Linked DNA regions of Homo sapiens: region 1 is linked to region 2. A link is a contact called in ENCODE Hi-C or POLR2A ChIA-PET data. All regions are on one chromosome and are shown on one strand. Each heading gives the region's core, a stretch centred on a gene start or an enhancer-like site at or near the end of the contact. The rest is flanking DNA. Distances are from core to core; before and after follow the strand shown. Region 1 holds the start of BEND5 (BEN domain containing 5). Region 2 overlaps AGBL4 (AGBL carboxypeptidase 4).

Evidence for each region. A loop is a pair of places that touch in the nucleus more often than their neighbours do. ChIA-PET counts read pairs that join two places held with the same protein, here RNA polymerase II (POLR2A). Pooled maps may share reads with other maps.
Region 1: a loop to region 2 is called in a map of aorta, with 4 times the contacts of the local background. The contact joins the promoter of BEND5 here to the enhancer-like site in region 2. A Hi-C loop is called at or near these places in 2 of 168 maps with a recorded cell type or tissue (aorta and chondrocyte) and 2 of 50 pooled maps. POLR2A ChIA-PET finds 5 or more read pairs at or near these places in 1 of 52 experiments (WTC11).

Annotation. Positions count from the first base shown.
Region 1 is chr1:48,775,277-48,778,831 of GRCh38, reverse strand. It overlaps BEND5 (BEN domain containing 5), which reads left to right and starts at 1,941. Exons shown (of 6, transcript NM_024603.4): 1 at 1,941-2,226. The coding sequence starts at 2,001. The region is part of intron 6 of AGBL4 (AGBL carboxypeptidase 4); the gene reads left to right.
Region 2 is chr1:48,679,169-48,682,716 of GRCh38, reverse strand. The region is part of intron 6 of AGBL4 (AGBL carboxypeptidase 4); the gene reads left to right. Among named protein-coding and RNA genes, the nearest start is that of BEND5, 96 kb to the left of the region's middle. Within about 2 kb of position 2,187, at least 4 of the 41 ENCODE cell types and tissues checked have a DNase peak (open chromatin) inside an H3K27ac peak, as active enhancers do.

The sequences.
Region 1 (3,555 bases), core at 692-3,191, 96 kb before region 2:
GGATTCACTTATATAACGCACTGTCTATTTCACAGTGAAATAAATATCTGCCTCATTGTCAGTGCAGCTGATGTGAAATATGAGCACAGTGCTTTGATTTTATAATGTTTGATGTTTTCTGATGATAAAGTAATAAAACATTGTGGAAAATAGTTACATACACACACACACACACAATGAATACAAGGAAAAACAAAATCATCTACCACTACTAAGAAGCTAAAAAAATCACTATTAACATTTTGGTGCACTTATTCTGTTTTTTTCTTACAGCTAAAGTTTATTAAGATGAATTTTTAAAAATATAACATTTAATTGAGTCCAACACCTCCATTAAGCATTCCTCTATGACAATACTTTTCTCATTATACTGTCATTACTTGCTTATACTTCTTTAATACTCCTAGACTAGATTGTAAAGGTTGTGAGGATGGGAAAGGTATGTTATTCATACAGTTACCTAATTTTGGCACAGGAACCCAAAACTGAGATTCAAGTTCTGGTACACTGACTTTGCAAGGCCCAAGAATCCAGGTGTTTATCTTTTCATTTCTATCACCAGCACCTGGCCCAGAATCTGGCAGGTGGTGTAAACTCAGTGAATATTGGTTGCTTGAATAAAGGAATGAATGAACAGATGGATGGATGGTTGGATGGATGGATGGATGGATGGATGGATGGATGGATGGATGGATGTGGGTTTTTATTTATTCTTCTTTACCCAAAATTCATTAACTCCCTGTCAAGTGCCAGGTCTGGCTAGGCAACAGAAATATAACTAGCCATATTTGATACGAGGCATCCCTGTGAAGGTACTGACCTCCTCTGATGTGGGATAGGGTTCCTATGAGTACAGAGCCCAATCAGCCCCCTTTGGCTGGTCCTCACGGCTTGTCTTGGAGGGGACCCAAGCCCCTCCAGGCTCTCTTTGGCAAGAGACAGAGCAAAGACCGCTATTCCATGGAGTACTATTCCTGTACTCTTCAAAGTGCTCCAGAAATCCCTAGCCTTGGGCCTGTGTTACCCAGAGCGCTCCTCAACTCCCTCCGCGATTCCAAGTTGTCCCTGCTCAGTGGTGGGCGTGCTGTGGAGAGGGTATCTCAATGGAGAAAGACTATAGAGGAGAGGGGCGCCACTGCTCCCTCAGATGAGAGCAGCCCTTGACAAACCTTCCACCTCCCCAGCCAGCTGGCACAACTGGAAATCTCAGATAAGCCCCAGTTCTGGTCAGAACTGGTTTGGCAGCTCTAGGGGAAATTTTCTGTCTGACTGACCCTTTCCACAGAGGGAGCTGGCAGTTTTGCAGAACAAAACAAACAAACAAACAAACAAAAAGAAAGAAAGCAAAGAAAAGGCGGGGCCAAACTAAGGGCTGGGAAAGGCGCGGGGAGGGTGCGGGGCTGGGGGCGCGGGTAGGGTGGCTACATTTAAAACACTCCAAACTTCTGCTGGCTTCCAAGTTTACACTTTGAGATTCAATCAAGATTGCCCCCACCCCTATCCCGCATTCACTCACTCATACACTTCTCTACTTGGCAATGCAGTTTTGTTGCAATGCAATTTGGCAGCGCGATTGTTGAAGCAATATAATCCTGCACGCAGCGCACCTTTTAATCAATGCATTTTTTTCCTGCAATGCTCTTGTTATTATTTTTATTGCAACTGAATCTCTGAACCCTTTTCCCTCCCCATTCGAATCGCGCTCCGGCTGTGATTGCTCGGGTCTGACTTTGCAAGTGGCAGTGCGCTTCCAAACCCCCCTCATCCGCCCCTCGTCCCCCTTTCCCCCCCTCCCTCCCTTTTCCGCGCCCAGGCGAAAGCAGCCGATTGGCAGAACGGTGCTTTCAGGAACAATAACAGTGGGGGGAGCCTGGGTCCTGGGGAGCCGCCCCCGCCCCCCCCAGCACCGTAGCGAGACTCGCGCCCCCCGCCGGATCCCCACCTCCGCGCCCGCCCCGCGGGCTGAGCTGCCCGACCGGGGCCCGCCCCCGGCGCCCACCATGTACGCCTTTGTGCGGTTCCTGGAGGACAACGTCTGCTACGCGCTGCCCGTGTCGTGCGTGCGCGACTTCAGCCCCCGCTCGCGGCTGGATTTTGACAACCAGAAGGTGTACGCCGTGTACCGGGGCCCGGAGGAATTGGGCGCCGGGCCCGAGAGCCCCCCGCGCGCCCCCCGCGACTGGGGCGCGCTGTTGCTCCACAAGGCCCAGATCCTGGCGCTGGCAGGTGAGCAAGCGGGCGGGGAGGGACGGTGGGACCCGGGCGGGGGCTGGGACCCCGGGAGGGGCCGGGGGCCCGGGCGGAGGGGACCGGGGGGAGCCACTGCTTGCTCCTTCCTGCCTCCTTCTCCCGTCCTCTGGGCATTTCATTTGGGAACGGGGTGTCTCTAAGAGGCCAGGCCAGTTAAAAAGACCGGATGGTCCCCTTTGTCTTCCCCGCTTCCCCGAAGCTCCCGCGCTGTCAGTCCGTCTTCATCTCTTCATCTGTGTCTGTCCTCCTCTTTCTGATTCTTTGTGTTTTCTTCGTTCCTTCACTTTCCATTTTTCTCCCTACCTGTTTGTACCGTCATTTCTCTCTCACCTTCTCTTTACCTCTCTCCCAGTTCCTTCCCTCTGTTCTTTTCTGTCAAGAATTAAGTTTCTCAAGCTGTCTGTCTCTCTCCCTTTAAAGGCTGTTGGTACCTCCTTGGAGTGAGGAGCAAGAAGGATATTGTCAGATCTTCTAGGTGGGAGTCCCTCCTCACAGAGGGAAGCTATGACATCCTTGTCCCATCCGGGCCAACATTGGACAGGATGAGGAGGCCATGAACCTCAGTGCACTGGGCTCCACACCACACTCTCCTGCCCCTCCCTGGCCAGGTGGCAGAGGTAAGGAGGTAGAGGCCCTAAGGCATCCCTCAGCCTCCACACCCCTTTCTGAATCTCCCAGAAGGCTCCCTGAATGAGAGAGTTGAGGGCCAGGAGAGAGTTTCTGGGTCAGAATAACACTGGACCTCTCATCCCTGCCCTGCCAGGGCCCTGAGAGATGGGCTAAGGCAGCTAGTCTCATCTCCATTTCGTAGATGAGGGTACTGAGGTTCAGTTGGTGATAGGGAAAGAAACCAGCCCTTTATCCTCCTATGCTCCAGTTCTTCCTGCCATGCTGAGACACCTTTTCCTTTGTAAAGAGAAGACAGCTGGCCCTCTTTCCCAGCTAGTTCCAGAAAGTTTGAGTCTAGACAAGCAAGGAAGGGGGAAGTATCATCTCCGTTTTGGGGAGCAGCCTTTTTAGCTCCTGCTGGTAAGGAGAATGAACCTTAAAGTGGGCAAATAGTGTTCCTGCCTTCTACCAGAAAGAACACGAAGGGTTAGTGACTGAATGAAGATGTTTTGTAATTTTGAGACCTTCTCTATTTTTTTCAAGTTCCTTTGCTTCCTCACATTTAGCCTAAAAGATGAACCCAACATTCTCTCAACCCATAGAGACTTGCCCAGGGTCTCATGGCAAGTTAGCTCAGTCTCACAACTCATGTTGCCTCTGAAAAATCGGTTTGCAGAAGTTGAAGAGTGGAAGAAC
Region 2 (3,548 bases), core at 938-3,437:
TCTCCTCTGAGATTTCCCTATGTTGGCTGAGCGCTGTGGCTCATACCTGTAGTCCCAGCATTTTGGGAGGCCAAGACAGGCAGATTGCTTGAGCCCAGGAGTTTGAGACCAGCCTGGGAAACATAGCAAGGCCCCTCCCTACAAGGAATTTTAAAAATTAGCCAGGTGTATTCCCAGCTACTCAGGAGGTTGAAGCAGGAGGACTGCTTGAGCTCAGGAGGTTGAGGCTGCAGTGAGCCATGATCATGCCTCTGCACTCTAGCCTGGGTGACAGAGTGAGACCCTGTCTCAAAAAAAAAAAAAAAAGAGATGTGCTGTTAACCTGTAAGCAATATTGTTTTCCTCTTTTACCGATGAGAAAACTGAGGGAGTCTTTTCCCAAAATCCAAGCCAGAGAGCCAGGGAAAAGAGTCCAGCATGAAAGCCTAAGTCCCTGGCCCTCTGTATGACTTTGGTCTGCATAACAAATACACACACTGCATGGCTTCAACAACAGGAATTTCTTTTCTCACAGTTCTGAAGACCAGAAATCTGAGATGAAGGTATTGGCAGGGCTGTTTCTTCTGGGCCTCAGCCCTTGGCTTGTAATGGCCATCTTTCCCCTGTCCTCACATGGCCACTCCTCTGTGCTCACACAAGTCTGTGTCCTAATCTCCTTTTCTTACAAGGACACCAGTCATACTGGATTAGGACCCAGCCTCATGACCTCATTTTAACTTAATTATGACCTCATTTTACCTTGCTACCTCTTTAAAAGCCCTGTCTCCTCATACAGCCACATTCTGAGATAATGGAGGTTAGGACTTCCACATATGAATTTGGAGAGGACACAGTTCAGCCTATCACACACTGTCTCTGGCCTGTTGTCTCCTCACTCAGGTCTCTTGACTGCCAGGCCCTCCCCCACTCCCCAGTTAATCCTATCTCTTGGCAGACTTGAGCCAAGAGTGAGGTAACGCATCCCTCAAGGCCTTACTCTGAGCTGAGAGCCCCTGTCCCTGGACCGGGTCTACTGTTTTGGGATTGTTAAGAGACCTGGCAGGAGCCAGGAGTGGGGAGAAGAAACCTAGAAGATTAGTCATCAGCCTGGGCTGATTCCATCAAGGACTTGGGAGGTTAACTCGACCCTGGCTTTTCCTGGCAGAGCTTCCCAAAGAAACCGTCATGATATCCTGCTGCCACTGAGGGCTCTGGAGTCCTGTGGTACTGGTTCCACAGAAAGGGCACAGCTCCCAACCCCCTCACCCCAGTAATCCTCCCTGATGGGCAGGAGCATTTGAGGCTGATGCTCAGTATCTCTGGGCCAAAAATTTGAAAGCAGAAAGAGAAATTTAAGGCATCTTTGGGGGCCTGATGTGGAAGACAGTGGCCTCTTCACACCTACAAGGGCAGGATTCACATGCACTGCACATCTCCTAAGTGCCAGGTGCTGTCTGCACCCCGACTTACTCATTTTATTTCTTCCTCAAATACAATATATCCTTGAGAGGCAGCGGTCCCTATCCCTATTTTACAGATATAGAAATGAAAGTTTGGAGAAGGGAAAATTTGCCCAAGGCCAGATAGTATACCAGAGGATCCAATAAGGAAAGTATTGGTGTTCTAGCCAGTAATTTCCACAGGTTTATCAACACAGGAAGCATCCAGGGCACTAGTTTTAAAAGTGTAGATTCCCATGCCCTGTGTCAGAGATTCTAATTCAGTGGGTCTGGAGTGGGGCCCAGCAACCTGTACCTGTAATTTTAATGAGTACACCAGGTGACTCTCACTCATGCAAGTTTGGGGATTAACGGGTTGAAGAGCATTGCCCCATTCTCTATTACCTGCAAGCAGGAGCAGTGGCCAACTCCTGGAAACAGCTCTGCCCCAGGTTGCACTCTCGCCCTTTGTTCAAGGTCAGTTTCCTTTCCTAGCTGGTAACTTAATTTGATTGCCCCTTTATTGCCTGAATGAGATCCTTGTCACTCACCACAGTCTCCGAACATATATTGATATTTCAGAGCCTTGGGTGCCAAATCCCCAGAGCCGCCTTGCCAAAACTCTGAGTTAAATATCAGCACTTAGTCACGGAGGGAATTCTTCTTCGGCCTTGCCACAAGGTGGCCGTCACCTTTTCAGCATGTGCCACTGAAATTCGTTGTGGTTTTTCTAACTTCCTGGGGCTAAGCTGCTATCCTCTGGGACAGGGTCGGGGAGTGATTGTGTTGAGAGCTGTTTTGTTGTGTGTTCTTTTGTACAAGGTCAGCTTCTAGCAATCATTTTTTTTCTGATCGCCTGGGATTGCTCTCATCTATGAACCTGTACCACAAGAAGCACAATACATCCCAGGAAAGGAAAACAAATAAGCAAACAAAAAGCTCTATCTTGAGCTCTACTCAGTTTGCAAGGTAACGGACACGATCTTACTGATCCCCTTGCAGCCTTCAGAATTGTGCTGCACATTAATTAGAAATCCAGAGCCCTGGAACAAGGGAAACGACTTTGTGCTTCAATTTAATTTGTTCTCATTTTTTGACAGGGTTAAAGTTCATCTTCCCAGTCTGAATCTGAAAGCAAATTATAGCTGCGTCATTTTTATATTGATGTGCCCAGACTAAAGACCTTTGGAAAACATTTCTTCTGGGAATTGATCTGGCTGACAGTGTTTTCTCTCAATTCCATTTAGCAAACACTGACTGCAGCCTTACAATGTGCCAAGAAGTGTGGTGGTTGCCAGGAGTGAACATAAAGGGAGAGGATGCAGTCTCTCCCCAGGGGAGGTGGCCATGGCACAGGAGAGGTATAGCACACAGAGGACAGCAGTTACTAAGCACCGTGAGCTGGGACACACGGCGGCCTCTGGCCGCAGAGATCAGGGTGGGCTTATTGGAAAAGCGACTAACAAATTGGGCTTTAGAAGGTGATAAAAGCAACATAGTAGCTACCATTGCTGACTGCATGACCTGTGCCAGTGCCGTGCTAATGTAGATGTGCCACTTAATGTCACAACCACCTCTGGAATAAGGAGCAGAAGAACTCAGTGCTTGGAGATCAAATCCTGGCTTATCCACTGGCTAGCCATGTGACCTGGAGCAAGTGAGTCTGATTATCAGTCTCTTGCTCTGTGAAATGAGGGTGACAAGAATGACCCCACAGGGTGGTTGTGAGAATTAAAAGAAATCACCCACACTGATGAGTGCAGAGGTGGGCTGGGAGGGAGAGGTGGAGAGGATAGATAAGGCAGGTTCCCACGGCTGTGGTCACCCATTGAGATCACCCCCACTGTGGCCCTGGTTGTACTGAGCAGGCTTCATCGTCCTAGGCCTGTCAGGCAGCCTTCTCTCTGACACCCCAGTAACAGCTCAAATAATATTAGCCATGATTATTGCTGCACAGCCAGTGGTGTCAGAGCTGGAATTTGAACCCAGGCCTGTCTGACTCAGAGACCCTTGATCTTAACCTCAATCTATTGCCAAGACAACTCAAAGTAGTTGCAAAAGCCAGTGTCTATGCACAGGCCTTCTGATTCTCTTACATTCTTTCCACAATCTGTACAAATGTTACCCTAA